Linked DNA regions of Homo sapiens: region 2 is linked to region 1. Evidence: chromatin loops called from intact Hi-C (ENCODE). Cell type or tissue: HepG2. All regions are shown on one strand. Links, peaks and the distances in the headings refer to the core of each region. The heading gives the core; the rest is flanking DNA.

What was found. Hi-C counts contacts between places; a loop is a spot of excess contacts. Peaks named below come from ENCODE experiments on the same cell type or tissue, not always from the same donor. Only the 100,000 strongest peaks of a DNase experiment are listed, where the experiment ranks them.
Region 2: a loop joins it to region 1, with 3 times the contacts of the local background. A loop is called at or near these places in 1 of 110 quality-filtered maps.

Annotation. Positions count from the first base shown.
Region 1 is chr21:44,632,610-44,637,000 of GRCh38, reverse strand. The region is part of intron 1 of TSPEAR (thrombospondin type laminin G domain and EAR repeats); the gene reads left to right. Among named protein-coding and RNA genes, the nearest start is that of KRTAP10-10, 2.6 kb to the left of the region's middle. In HepG2, for the core only: no CTCF peak of the experiment used is centred there; no DNase peak of the experiment used is centred there.
Region 2 is chr21:44,695,891-44,700,281 of GRCh38, reverse strand. The region is part of intron 1 of TSPEAR (thrombospondin type laminin G domain and EAR repeats); the gene reads left to right. KRTAP10-12 (keratin associated protein 10-12) reads right to left here and starts at 3,110. Exons shown (of 1, transcript NM_198699.1): 1 at 2,238-3,110. The coding sequence starts at 3,080. The coding sequence ends at 2,343. RefSeq lists enhancers at 1,891-2,570, 2,571-3,250. In HepG2, for the core only: no CTCF peak of the experiment used is centred there; a DNase peak (open chromatin) is centred at 1,991; H3K4me3 peaks cover 484 bases.

The DNA.
Region 1 (4,391 bases), core at 294-4,293:
GCTGGCGTGGCTGAGATTGGGAGAGCCAGGACGGAGGTGCCTGTGTTGGGAAAAGATGCTTGAAGACAGCGCTTCCTGGCGGGCTCTGGGATCTTCTGAGATCCTGATGTCTGCCAAGGGCAGGAGGACAGGGAGGACCTCCCCTCCTCTGAGGAGATGGAATGTTCTGGCAAGGCCTCTGGACAGTCAGCTCATTAGGAGGACAAGGTTTGGGGACTGGCCTTTGGGTCTGGACTGCCATCCCCTGGAGCCCTGGTCAGGTGTCCTGAGAGGGGCGGGTGCAGGTCAGGGTCTGAGGGTGGGGAGGGGCCTCTACCTTGGAGAGGCAGGTGTGGAGTGAGGGTTGCGTGGAGAGTGGAGGATACTTGGGGTCTGGATGAGAAAAGTGTCAGATGGGGCCACAGTCAGCCCCACTGCCCGGACGCCTGGTCTTACTCTATGTTTGCACTTTGGCTGAAGCCACATGCCAAGAAGTTGAAATGTGATGTGAATTTCTAGTATCTGTAGGTGACATCATTGTCCACCTAGGATCAGAGTGACTGTCCCAGGCCACGCTCACTGAAGGGCTGGATGAGAGACAAAGTCACTGCACCCAGCACCCCCTACCTGTACCCCTGCCATGACAGTGTGGAAATACAATGGGAAAGGAAGCCCGTCAGCCAGCAGACCCAAGTATAAAATGCCCAGTGGAATGTCAGAGGGTCAGATGTGAACGAAAGCATAAACCTTGACCAGAACACATACAACGTATGTCCCCTGGAAACCCGGCAGGGTTGGGTGCTGGAGACCGGTCCACATGCCTCAGCTCAGCTCAGCATCCACGACGTTCCCATCACAGCCCTGAAGGAATCATTGGGTACACAAATGAAGATATGAACTGCCAGAAAGTACTTGTAATCTCCATGACAGGTGGAAGATTAATGTGAAAAATTTGAAGTCCTTACCACTAAAACAGGATAAGATACAAAAGAAATGAATAGAAGACTAAAAATTTTAAATTTCCAATAAGCATGAATGAGATGAACAGCTAGTTGATCTCATTAATAACTAAAGTTTCTCAGGTTTAAACACACGTCTCCCACCTGTAAGAGCAAACAAGATTTAAAATGCTGATAATATCCAGCATTGCAGAGCGAGGGGCTTCATTCTTAGAAACCCTTGGCAGGTGTAATTTTATTTAAATTGTGATCAACCATAAAATAAAATGTACCATTTTACCCATTTTAAAGTGTGCAATTCAGTGACAGTACAGTCATAATGTTGTGCAACCATCCCCACTACCTAGTTCCAGAATACTATCATCGCTCCCGAAGGAACCCCGGTACTATTAAGCAGCCATGCCCAGCCCCTGGCAACCAATACTATTCTGCTTGTCTCTATGGATTTGCCTGTTCTGCACATTTCATATAGACGCAGTCATGGAATATGTGGTCTTTGTGTCTAGCTTTGTTCACTCAGCATGTTTTCAAGGTACACCTGTGTTTGGGTATGTTTCAGAACGCCATTCCTTTTCTTGGCTGAATCATATTCCATCAAAGGGACACGCCACATTTCATTTATCCATTCATCTGCTAATGCACTTTTGGGTTCTTTTCAACTTTTGGCTAGTGTGAATAGTGCTTCTATAAACATTCTTTTTTTTTTTTTTTTTTTTTGAGACAGAGTCTCCCTCTGTCACCCAGGCTGGAGTGCAGTGGCCCCATCTCGGCTCACTGCAACCTCCACCTCCCGGGTACAAGTGATTCTCCTGCCTCAGCCTCCCAAGTAGCTGGGATTACAGGTGCGCACCACCACACCCAGCTAATTTTTTATATTTTTGGTAGAGACGGGGTTTCACCATGTTGGCCAGGCTGGTCTTGAACTCCTGACCTCAAGTGATCCTCCCGCCTCGGCCTCCCAAAGTGCTGGGATTACAGGCATGAGCCACTGCGCCCGGCCCTATAAACATTCTTGTACATGTTTCTGTTTGAACACCTCTTTTTAATTCTGTTGGGTATATACCTAGGAGTGGGAACTGATGAGTTGTATGGAATTCCATGTTTACATTTTGAGGACGTGCCAGACTGTTTTTCACAGCATCTGTACCATTTTATATTCTCACTAGCAATGTACAAACATTCCAGTTTCTCTTCATCCTTGTCAACATCTGCTACCTTCTATTTGTTGGTGTATGTGTGTGTTAAATTATAGCCATCTTGGTGGGTATGAAGTATCAACAGCATGTCATTGTGGTGTGGATTTCTGTTTCCCTAATGACCAATAACATTGAGCTTCTTTTCCTGCGTGTATCATCCATTTGCATATCCTCCTTGGAGAAATGTCTATTAAAGGACTTTGCCTATTTTTAAATTGGGTTGACTTTTTGTTGTTGAATTATAAGAGTTCTTTATATATTCTGGGTGTTAGATCCTTATCAGAATTATGATTTACAAGCATGTTCTTCCCTTGTGTGGGTTGTTTTACTCTCTTGATAGTGTCCTTTGATGCACAAAACTTTTTAATTTTGATGACATCCAATTTATCTATTTTTTCCTTTTGTTGCTTATGCTTCTGGTGTCATATCTAAAAAACCATTGCCCAAAATAAGGTCATACATATTTACTCTTATGTTTCCTTCTAAGAATTTTATGGCTTTATCTCATATATGTAGGGCTTTGATCCATTTTTAGTTAATTTGTTGGTGTGAGATGTAGTGCAACTTTATGATTTTGTGTGTAGATATCCAGTTGTCCTAGCACCATTAAAACAGAGACAGGGTATTGCTCAGCCTGTTGCCCAGGCTGGAGTGCAGTGGCACAATCATAACTCATTGCAGCCTCAAACTCCTGGACTTAAGTGATCCTCCCACCTCAGTTTCCCAGGTAGCTGGGACTACAGGTGCACACCACTATATTTGGCTAATGAAAAAACATATTTTTTTAGGGACCAGGGTCTTACTCTGTTACCCAGGCTGGTCTCGAACTCTTGGCCTTAAACAATCCTCTCATCTCAACCTCCTGAGTAGTTGGGATTACAGGCATAAGCCATCATTTTATAGCATTTGTGTACCTAACATCAGTTATAAACATTCATGTACCTAACAAACATCAGACCCCCAAGATATATCAAGCATAAATGGAAAGAAGAGAAGAAAGAAATAGGCAATTCCAGTTCAACAATAATGTTTGAAGACTTCAATAAGTCACTTCCACTGATTAAAAAAAATTTTTAAATAGAACTAGATCAAAGATCAATAACGAAATAGAGAACTTGAAGAACACTATAAACAAGCTAGATCTAATATGGCCGTGTATAAAACATTCAACCCAACAACAGCAGAATACAAATTCTTCTCAGTTCTCCAGATTAGACCATATGTTAGTCCAAAAAACAAGTCTCAATAAATTTAAAATTATTGAAATCATATAATGTATCTTCTCTGACCACAGTGGGAATTAGAAATCAATAACAGAAGGAAAACTGGAAAATTCACAAATATGTGGCAATTAAACAACACATACTTATAACAACCAGTTGATTGAAGAATAAATCAAAAGAGAAGTTAGAAAATACTATGGGATAAATGACAGTGACAATATAACAAACCAAAACTTATGGGATACGGCAAAACAGTTTATGGAGGGAAATTTGTAGCTATAAATGCTTATATTAAAAAACAAGAAAGATCTCAATTCAGTAATCTAACTTCACACCTTAAGGAACCAGGAAAAGGAAGAGCAAACTAAACCAAAACCTAGAAGAAGGAAGAAAATAAAGATTATATGTAGAATACAGGGAGCAAATAAAGAAATTGAGAATAGAAAAACAATGGAACCAACGAAGCCTAAAATTAGTTTTTTGAAAGCAACAATAAAATTTACAAACCTTTAACTAGACTGAGAAAAAAGAGAAGGCTCTAATTATTAAAATCAGAAATGAAAGTGGGAACATTACTGCTGACCTATATAGATAAAAAAGACTATAAGAGAATATATGAACAATTGTACACTAACACATAAAATCAATAAAATTTATTCCATTTAAGCATGTTTAGTGATATTAAATACATTCATAATGTAGATAACCTAGATGTAATGGATAAATTCCTATTAACATACAAACTACCAAAACTGATACCTTTATTAGTGTTCTTTATTTCTTTTCTTCTTTTTCTTTTTGAGATGGAGTCTTGCACTGCCACCCAGGCTGGAGAGCAGTGGCACGATCTTGGCTCACTGCAACCTCTGCCTCCCAGGTTCAAGTGATTCTCCTTGCCTCAGCCTCCCAACTAGCTGGGATTACAGGTGCCCACCACCACACTCAGCTATTTTTTTTTGTGTGTGTATTTTTAGCAGAGATGGAGTTTCACTATGTTGGCCAGGCTGGTCTCAAACCCTTGACCTTCTGATCTG
Region 2 (4,391 bases), core at 263-4,262, 63 kb before region 1:
GCCAGCCCTTTTCTTCCTGCTCTCCAGCCTTCCTGGTGGTGGAACCCTGGACTGGAAGGCAGAGTGTCGCCTGAAGTCACCAAGTTCTTCCTATCTTTCTCCAAAATCAGCATCTTCTCTTGGACAAAGAACATGCTTTCTTCCAAAAAAAATTCTGTAGAAGAATCTCTGTTGTCATGGGGCACTCTCAAAGCACGGGGCGTCTCCTAGGATGCTCTTACCTGTGGACAGGACTGTTGGCAGCCCTGCTGGCCCAGAGCTGTTTAGCAAATCACCCTAAGCTAAAGAAATGGTGGAGGGGAGAGGCAGGGCAGACCCCAAAGATATCTGGCAGCTCAGTGAAGATGGCAGGGCCAGGGCAGGGCGGGGGACGGGGTGGAGTCCAGCTGCCCCAGCCGGTCAGGGGAGAGGGCAGTTTGGAGGAAGACGCTAGCTCAGCTTCAGATGTGCCCAGATGCAGCTTCCCTTCGGTCTGGGGGCACACCTGGAGGCCGCCGTAAGCGTGGCTGGGAGCCCAGGGGAGGCACCTGGTTGGAGACCTGGAGTTTGGGGGCAGGGAGAGAACGCACATAGAGAAAAGTCAGAGGAGTGGGTGCAGGAGCTGAGACAGACGCATCCCAGAAGCCCAGGGAGACGGCGTTACAGGGCCAGGCGCAGCAGGGGCTGGCCGGCAGAGTGAGGGACAGAGGGAGAGCGACCTGAGCACCGCAGTTCTTGGCCAGCTGTGGGAAGAGGGAAGAGAAGAACGGTGTGTTGGAGGAGCTGGGGGTGAGATGGGGTCACCAGGACCCACTTCCTCTGGGAGGTGCAAGGCAGCACTGAGTCAGAGGCTGCAGTCAGGAGGGAGGGGCCTTCGGCTGCACCCCTTTTCTTTCCCCAACCCTTTTTTTTTTTTTTTTTTTTTGAGACAGTGTCTCACTCTCACCCAGGCTGGAGTGCAGTGGCTCAATCATATCTCACTGCAGCCTTGATCTCCCAGGCTCAAGTGATCCTCCCACCTCAGCCTCCTGAGTAGCTGGGACTACAGGTTCGTGCCACCATGCCCAGCTATGTATTTTTTACTTTAATTAATTAATTAATTTTTTGAGACAGGGTCTCACTCTGTCGTCCAGGCTGGAGTGCAGTGGTACAATCTCAGCTCACTGCACCCTCCGCCTCCCGGCTCGAGTGATTCTTCTGCTTCCGCTTCCCGGGTAGGTGGTACCACAGGCGCGTGCCATGATGCCCTGCTAATTTTTGTATTTTTAGAGACAAGGTCTCACTATGTTGGCCAGGCTGGTCTCGAATTCCTGGGCTCAAGTGATCTTCCTGCCTCAGTCTCCCAAAATGCTGGGACTGCAGGCCTGAGCCACACGCCTGGCCTTTTTATTTTTAATGGAGACAAGGTTTCACTCTGTTGCCCCGGCTGGAGCTTTATCTATTTTCTGTTAGAAGAGACTTCAAGATATTCATGATCTGGGCAGTAGGCTTCAGACACGGGAGTTGTAGGGGCAGTAGAAGGAAGTGGACCGCTTCTGGATCTGGAGAGGTGGGAGAGGTTTGGCAGCTGAGCCTGGACGCTTGTCCCGGGACTCTGAATCTCCCTGTGAGGACTGAGGGGCTGGGCTGCAGGTGGAGCGAGCCATCCTCTCTGTCTGCAGCCAGGACTCCGTGTCCAGCCAGCCCCCACTTGGCAGGGACTGGCAACTTGGCGGGGAAATGTGGGGCGGTGGGGACGGCTGTGCCTGCGAGTGACCCCGCTGCCACCTCTGACACTCGCCCATCAGGGCCCTGGGAGACGGACTTGCCTGCTGGGCTGGGGTGGGGACGGCCGCTCCGTTGACCCTCCCTGGGACTGGTACATTCCTGCGGGGACGGCACCAGTGCCAGACTAATGTGTGTTGGGGCCTGGAGAAGGGCTGAGACTGGGCGCGAGGGCCCCAGGAGGCTGCATCTGTGTCCTGGCCTCCTGTCGGGCTGGTCAGCAATTCAACCAGAAATGACTCAAAGAAGAGAGCAAAGTGCAGCCGGGCTACGTGGAGGGTGTTTATTAGGACTTCCAAGCATGGTCCTACAATGGCCAGAGGAGGCACAGCAGCTTCCAAGGAGGCGAGACCACAGGGGCCTGGAATGTGGGAAGTGGTCTGGAAGAGCCGGGGGAGTGGGTGGAGGCAGGGTCATCTGGAGCTTAGCAGGAGCCCCCAGGGCTTAGGGGAAGAGAGGCTGTGCACGCATCTCCAAGGAAGAGACAGACACCAGAGCAGCCGAGGGGCCAGTAGTGGGAGAGGTGGGGGACTCATAGTGCCCAGTGGCCCTGGGGGACATGCCTGGCAGCAGCTGGACTTCTGGCCTGAGCAGAGGCCTCAGCAGGCCAGGCGGGAACATGTGGGGCGGCAGAGGAGGGACCCGCAGGAGGCCAGGCGGCCGCAGCTTGGCTGGCAGGAGGAGGTGGGGACACAGCAGGAGGGGACGGGCACGCGGCGGGCGGGTCTGCACACAGGGCGGCAGAGGAGGGACACGGAGGAGGAGGGTCTGCAGCAGGAGGTGGTGCAGCAAGCTGGCTGGCAGCTAGACTGCTGGCAGCACAGAGAGGAGGCCCCAGAGCAGACAGGCACACAGCAGATGGGCTTGCAGCAGACGGGCACACAGCAGGACTGTTGACACGGGGAGGAGATGCAGCAAGCTGGCTGGCAGCTAGACTGCTGGCAGCATGAAGAAGAAGGCCCACAGCAGACGGGCATACAGCACACAGGCTTGCAGCAGACAGTCTTGCAGCAGACGGGCACGCAGCAGGCCTGCTGGCAGGGGGAGGAGGTGCAGCAAGCCGGCTGGCAGCTAGACTGCTGGCAGCACGAGGGCGTGCAGGAGCTGGTGCAGCCTGATTGGCAGGGGCTGGGCTCACAGGTCACTCGGCAGCAGGGGCTGGATACACGGCTCACTGGGGTGCAGACCAGGCTCAGGCAGGGGGCCGGGGCGCAGCAGGGGGGCTCACAGCAGCTCTCTGGGCAGTCGTCCACCTGCCAGGAGTCGGAGCAAGAGTCACAGGAACCAGGAAGGCAGACGCGGCTGCCATAGCTCAGGTCGCTGGAGCAGACGGACATGGTGGATGCAGCCGTGCTGGGGGTTGAGCTGGGGGAGCTGAGAGGGAGACAGTGAGTGTCTGGGTGCTGGATGGGAAGGAGGGAGTGAGTGAGTGTCTGGGTGCTGGATGGGCAGGAGGGAGGGAGTGAGTGAGCGTCTGGGTGCTGGATGGGCAGGAGGGAGGGAGTGAGTGAGCGTCTGGGTGCTGGATGGGAAGGAGGGAGTGAGTGAGTGTCTGGGTGCTAGGAGCTTATATATCTCTCAAGGGTGTGTGTGTTGTCCCAGCACAAGGCCCCAGGCTTCTTTCCTTGTTGGTGTTTGGGGTGGTTTCTTGAGGATGCTCACCATGAACCGTGTAGCGTAGCTTAGCTCCTGAAGCTCCCCAGGTGTCAGAACTGAGCGGGACCGTGGGGCCGTGGAGGGAGCCGGCCAATGGGCTGGAGCCCAGCCTCTGCGTGGACCACAGAAGGTCAGCAGCCCTTGGCCGCCCCTCTGTGATTGTCATTTGGTATTGCTTACTATTATTTCCCCCTAATTTCTTCACACTCAGTTGAGTCAAGGATGTTTTTCTTCTTGTTTTATATTCTCTTTATCTTGAATCCGTAGACCAATGAATGGCTTGGGAGCTGGATTTATTTTTATTTTTTTCGGCAAACAGTCATGTGATAGGTCTTGCTGTGTGTCAGGAAGTATTCTGAGCAAGTTTGTAAATATGACCTCACTAACCCATACATCAACCTTGTAAAGTAGGGGCTGTTATTATCCCCACTCTACAGATGGAGAAACTGAGTCACAATGAAGAACTTGTGCAAAAGGCTGCACCAGCAGGCAGAGGAGCATACACTGGAGGCCTGGCAGGCCCGTATTCTATGTTCTTAGCCATTAACCTCTGCTGCCTCAGAGAGCAAGGGACATGGGAAATCAGAATGAGAAACCCAGATTGTGTGAGAAGAGCGGGGCGGAGCATGGTTTAGACATGGCGGTGTGGGATTGATGTGAAAATATCTGATGGGTGCCCAGACGGTTGGGTCTAGCTATAAAAAAGGAGCTCCTTCCATCTAAAGAGAGAGGATTTGGGTTTATTTATGAGTGGGAATGTGAAAAAACATTATTGTGAAGGGAAGGTCCAGTTCAGAGTTCAGAGGGGTTGTTCTAGGAGGTTGAAAGATTTCTTTATGGGAAGTGAATTGTTTTTAATTTTGAGAAGAAGACATTCGGCAGCCTTTGTGGTTGAGGACTCTAGAGCCCCAGGGCTCATCTAGCCTGGAGGATCCTGAGATTAAGGGAGAGCTGCTTGGCTCTGCCTGGAAAGTTGGAGGGCTTCAGGCCCA